Linked DNA regions of Homo sapiens: region 2 is linked to region 1. Evidence: read pairs that join two places in POLR2A ChIA-PET (ENCODE). Cell type or tissue: A673. All regions are shown on one strand. Links, peaks and the distances in the headings refer to the core of each region. The heading gives the core; the rest is flanking DNA.

Region 1 (2,899 bases), core at 101-2,600:
CTCCCCACCAGTGCTCAGCTTGTGCGGAGTCCTGGAATCCTGACTTGAGTCTAAGTCCTAGGGCTCGTGAGGAAGGGCCGCACGTGCGGTGACAGGGTCCCTCTGATAGGTTATATGCCTCTGCTTTTCAGGAAGGCCCGAACAAGACAGGAACGTCCTGTGCCCTGGACTGTGGAGCTGGCATTGGGAGGATCACCAAGCGGCTGCTCCTGCCGCTGTTCAGAGAGGTGGATATGGTCGACATAACGGAGGACTTCCTGGTTCAAGCCAAGACCTACCTGGGGGAGGAGGGCAAGAGGGTGAGGAACTACTTCTGTTGTGGGCTCCAGGACTTCACCCCGGAGCCGGACTCTTACGACGTGATCTGGATCCAGTGGGTGATAGGTGAGGGTTCCACCGCCCTTCCCTGCTCACCTGTATGTCTCCTGCCACTCGCGTTCCCCATAAGGTGTCAGGACCAGGGCTTTGCACTCCTGCAGCAAGTGGGCCAGTGAGGATTCCCCACCCCGCCCAGGCCCACCCCCACCCCGTACTTCCCAGGACTGAGGGACAGGCTCGGCCTAAAAGGTAGATTTCTTCCTTCTAGGTTTTGTTTCAGTTGAATACCTGCTACCATCCATTTGGGTGCAGTTTTTTGTTGAAAAAATTTTAATGGCCAATAACTTACTGCATTCAAAGTGAGGAGTTTTATAAGGGTTTTATTTTTAATAAGATGAATAGTTTAAGCTTCGTGTCTAGCCCTGCACCCTCTTAGCCTAACAGCACACCTCGAGCGCTGTGCCCTGGGCTGCTGACGTGGCGGCAGGCCGCTAGCAGCAGTCGGCCACCTCCTGAGGCGGGCAGCACAGGCCTGCTGTGGACACTCTAGGTCTGGCCTTGTATTTTGTGGTCTCAGAAGCCTTTGTGGGGACTTCTAGTGTAGGGAAGGCAGTCTCTCTGGGAGCTCCTGCAATGCCAAACTCTTAGCCCAGGTTCACTCCTCCGATCCAAGCCTGGCAGGGGTGGGGCATCATGGTGTGTAGGTATCAGGCAGGACTTGTAAGCCATCCCGTCAAGTCAAATTCTGGCTTAATGTGTCTTTAGGTAGATGACCTCTGAGCCACAGTTTCCTATTCTATGAATTGGGGTTTAGTAAATCTCTCGGGACTGAGAGCCAATGAGGCCATGTGTGCACACAAAATGCTGGGCACAAATGAGGGGCTCAGCGGGGCTGAGAAGTACATCCCATCCAGTGCCGACATCCGCTTGCATGGTGCCCTGGTAACCTTGCCTCTGCCCTCCCCAGGCCACCTCACCGATCAGCACCTGGCCGAGTTCCTGCGGCGCTGCAAGGGCAGCCTCCGCCCCAACGGCATCATCGTCATCAAAGACAACATGGCCCAGGAGGGCGTGATTCTGGACGACGTGGACAGCAGCGTGTGCCGGGACCTTGACGTGGTCCGCAGGATCATCTGCAGTGCAGGCCTCAGCCTCCTGGCCGAGGAGAGGCAGGAGAACCTCCCCGATGAGATCTACCATGTCTATAGCTTTGCCCTGAGATGAGCCGGGGCTGGCAGGAGAAACTGAGGAACCACAGTCCTGGTGGGGGGAGCTGGCAGCTGGGCAAGATCCAGGCGCCACGCTGGCGGTTCGTGAGTGTCGAGGCACCACTAAATATAGCTGTCTGCCGTCCACTCATTATGCGGGCTCTTCTTCAAAAGGCAAGGTGGGACCCGGCGGGGAGGGTGCTGCTGAACCAGCGGTGAGGCAGGAGCCCAGACCCTGCTCTCCTGCGAGATGGGATTGGGTGGAAGGGGCTCCAGGGCTCCTGGTGCTCCCCATGTGGGAATAGGGTGGCCACATCAGTAACCGATTCCCTGGGCCTCCAGCCCGGCCTTCCAGCCATGGGCCTGGCTGCCTGAAGAGGAAGGAAACCACCCCCAACTTGGTTGCTGGGGACTTGAAGACTTCAGTGTGATCTTTACCTAGGGGAGGGACAGAGCTGGGCTGGTGGAGCCCATGGGTGCTGCCTGATGGTGCTGTGGGGTGGGTGCTCATGTGCCAAGTCCTGCTTGGCAGTGGAGACCTGGGGCCCTTAAAGTGTTACAACAGCCTGCAGCAAGGGAAGTTCCCCGTAGCCTCAGTCTTCTCTGGGCTTGAGGCTGCTCCTTGGCAGGCATTTAAAGTAAAAAATAAAATGGGGCTGGGCGCGGTGGCTCACGCCTGTAATCCCAGCACTTTGGGAGGCCGAGGCGGGCAGATCACGAGGTCAGGAGATTGAGACCATCCTGGCTAACAGGTGAAACCCCGTCTCTACTTAAAATACAAAAAAAAAAAAAATTAGCCAGGCGTGATGGCGGGCGCCTGTAGTCCCAGCTACTCAGGAGGCTGAGGCAGGAGAATGGGGTGAGCCCGGGAGGCAGAGCTTGCAGTGAGGTGAGATTGCGCCACTGCACTCCAGCCTAGGTGACAGAGCGAGACTCTGTCTCAAAATAAAACTAAAATAAAATGGGGGCCGGGCACAGTGGCTCATGTCTGTAATCCCAGCACTTTGAAAGGCCGAGGCAGGCGAATCACCTGAGGTCAGGAGTTTGAGACCAGCCTGACCAACATGGCGAAACCCCGTCTCTACTAAAAATACAAAAATCAGCCAGGCATGGTGGTGGGCACCTATAATGCCAGCTACTCAGGAGGCTGAGGCAGGAGAACTGCTTGAACCTGGGAGGCAGAGGTCGCAGTGAGCCGAGATTGCACCATTGCACTCCAGCCTGGGTGACAGAGTGTCTCGAAAAAAAAAAATAATAAAATGGGACCTCCACACTGTGGAGGCCCTTGCCAGTCTAGAGTGGTGCTTCTTTGCAGGGACTTGGAAACAACCCCCCAAACACAGCATCCCCTCACACCTGCCACCCACTTCCTT
Region 2 (2,899 bases), core at 294-2,793, 85 kb before region 1:
ATGCACTGGGCTCCAGTATTTGCAGGCTTCTTTTAGAGCCTTAATAGTAAACTTTCCCAACTGGGGCTCACACCCATGGTTGTGCTTGAATGATAGTGGTCTGACATGAGGGGGTTAGAAAACTCGGTTATTCTCTGATGATGCCTGCAGGGCTGCTGGGGAGTCTGTCTGCTCAAAGGCATCGATTCTAAGGACTCCAAATGGACCCTCGGTTCTTGTCCAGTCTCTGTCCTCGTACTTCCTTCCATGCTGGAAGCTTACTAAAAGGGACCGTGTATGCCAAGAGCTACTGGTGTTATCTCCTTAAACCCTCCCAACCTAGCCCCATGAGGTGGCGCCGACTGACAATTCTATTCCCATTTGACAGCTGGGCCAGCTGAGGTTCCAAGTATAATTTGCCCAAGGACACACCCAGCCAGGAAGTGGAAGGGCGGAATTTAAACCCAAAGCTACTGACTGGACTCCAGAGTTCAGCTTTTACCCTCCTCCCTGGGCAGCCTCCACTCTGCCTGCCAGGGCCTGAGTTCTCAGAGGGCAGGGGCTGTTTCCGGCTCAGCCCAGGTGCCGTCCAGGGCCCAGTGCAAGGCCCAGGACCTGGCTGGTATCTAGGTGGCACCGAATGCATTCAGTCTACTGACAGAAGCAATACAATGTGTGTGCGTGACAGAGAGGCTGTCAGACACACAGGAACAGAGGGAGAGGAGAGAGAGAAAGAGAAAGAAAAATAGGAGGAGGCTCACGGGGTAGGCCGGTGTCTGGTCCAGAGCCCCTCAACCCACAGCCCAACCAGAGAGGAGGACCCCCGGTGCTGGAGAGTGGGACACCCGAGCCTACCCGCGGTGCTGGGCCCTACTCAAGGCTGTAAACCAGAATGTAGAGGTGGTAATAGGGAGCCGCAGATGGTCCGGGAGCAGGGGAGTGACGCAGTGCGGTGCCCACACCACCTGATTGGGTGCAGAAGACACCAGCCCAATCCCACGAGAGCTGGGCGGACCCGGCGGACCGCGAGGGAAGGAGGGGGTGGGCGCAAGTGGCAGCCCTCCTGCCCGTGTCAGAGCCCACGCGACCGCTCCAGGCGGGCTCGTTCTCGGGGGAGAGGGGACGGCCAGCGGGAGCGGCCGGACTCTGGGATTTGGGGAGGCCGTGGGGGAACGGTTCACTGGCCTTCTGGGGCGGAAAGCGGGCGAGGCGACCCCCAAGAGAGCCCCGGCCGGGACGCGCGGACCCCAGAAGCTCGGGCGGGGGCGCCCCTCGGAGGAATGTTTCCGGGGCCCGGACCGCGCCGCCGCCGCAGCCTTTCCTCCCTCTCCCCGCCCGGCTCGCCGGCCGCCCTCGCGCCCCCTCCAGGGCCCCCTATCTTCCCCCACCCGAACCCCACATCACTGCCCTCCGGGCCGGCTGCGCCCAGGCACTTGGTGCAGATGTAACCTCTCCGCGGGCCCCGCCTCCGCCGGGAAGCCGCGCGCGGTTGCCAGGAACGCGGCAGGCGATCGGAGCTGGACGGCGGCCCGGGCATCTCGGCACTGGCGGCGCTCGGCCCTCCTGGGCGGCCCTGGCCCGGCCCTCTCCCCACTGGCGCCGCTGCGCTTGCTCCGATTCCCTCCGCGGGGCTGAGCCTCTCCACCGCGCCCCTACCCTCCGATTCCGGTCTCTTCCGCTGCCTCGGATTCTTTCCCTCCTGTGTTCCCGCTCCTCCCCGATCACCTCCTACTCGCCCCCTTTCCTTCTGGAGCAGAGAGTACAAGAAAAGGGGTTCATCCACCCCACTCTTCGCCAGCCCGCTGTGGGGTGGTTGGGGTCCCCATGTCCCCCTTGGTAACACCTTCCCCACCGTCTCCCCAGGATCTCAGGAGCCCCCTCTCCCTCAGACAAACAGATCTTAAGCTGGGCTTTGTGGATGACCTTGGGTGGGGGGTGTCCCTGAAATTCTGTGTCACATTTGGGGTGCATTTGTCTGGAGAGAATCCAAACATTTCATCGGTTTCTCAAAGACACCAGTGGTTAAGAAAGGTTAAAAAAAAAAGCAGTCCCAGGTCGGGCGCGGTGGCTCACGCCTGTAATCCCAGCACTTTGGGAGGCCGAGGCAGGCAGATCACTTGAGGTCAGGAGTTCAAGACAAGCCTGGCCAACATGGCAAAACGCCGTCTCTACTAAAATACAAAAATTAGCTGGATGTAGTGATGCGCACCTGTAATGCCAGCTACTCCGGGAGGCTGAGGCATAAGAATCACTGCAGCCTGGGAGACCGAGGTTGCAGTGAGCTGAGATCTCACCACTGCACTCCAGCCTGGGCGTCAGGGGGAAACTGTGTCTAAAAAAATGAAAACAGGCCAGGTGCTGTGCGTGGCTCACAACTCTAATCCCAGCACTTTGGGAGGCCAAGGCAGGCGGATCACTTGAGGTCAGGAGTTCAAGACCAGCCTAGCCAACATGGTGAAACTCCGTCTCTACTAAAAATACAAAAATTAGCTGCACGTGGTGGTGCATGCCTGTAATCCCAGCTACTTGGTAGGCTGAGGCAGGAGAATCCCTTGAACCTGGGAGAAGGTTACAGTGAGCTGAGATCAAGCCACTGCATTCCAGCCTGGACGACAGAGCAAGACTGTGTTTCAAACAAACAAACAAACAGAACACCACAGCCCCAGTGATGCCTCCCATGCACCTTACTAATCTATGCAGCACTTATTTATTGAAGACCTACTATGCTCCAAGTGCATTCTAAGCCCTAGGGCTGCAGCTAGGAACTCTAGACAAGGACCTCACAGGAGACAAAGGGGTCATGACAGGTGCTCTGGGGCTGGGAAGGAACTGGGGAGAGGCATGAAAAGGAATGACAGGTGGGCTTCACCCAGGGCTGAGGTGTGGGGTGTCTCTGAGGACTTCACAGGGGCACTGGCAC

Evidence for each region. ChIA-PET counts read pairs that join two places held together with the same protein. Peaks named below come from ENCODE experiments on the same cell type or tissue, not always from the same donor. Only the 100,000 strongest peaks of a DNase experiment are listed, where the experiment ranks them.
Region 2: POLR2A ChIA-PET joins it to region 1 with 13 read pairs; 5 of 35 experiments call an interaction of 5 or more read pairs at or near these places.

Annotation. Positions count from the first base shown.
Region 1 is chr9:129,633,923-129,636,821 of GRCh38, forward strand. It overlaps NTMT1 (N-terminal Xaa-Pro-Lys N-methyltransferase 1), which reads left to right. Exons shown (of 4, transcript NM_014064.4): 3 at 132-384; 4 at 1,286-2,213. The coding sequence ends at 1,542. It overlaps ASB6 (ankyrin repeat and SOCS box containing 6), which reads right to left. Exons shown (of 6, transcript NM_017873.4): 6 at 683-2,899. Among named protein-coding and RNA genes, the nearest start is that of ASB6, 6.8 kb to the right of the region's middle. In A673, for the core only: no CTCF peak of the experiment used is centred there; no DNase peak of the experiment used is centred there; H3K27ac peaks cover 391 bases.
Region 2 is chr9:129,548,900-129,551,798 of GRCh38, forward strand. No RefSeq gene overlaps it. Among named protein-coding and RNA genes, the nearest start is that of LINC00963, 62 kb to the left of the region's middle. In A673, for the core only: no CTCF peak of the experiment used is centred there; a DNase peak (open chromatin) is centred at 1,542; H3K4me3 peaks cover 1,193 bases; H3K27ac peaks cover 986 bases.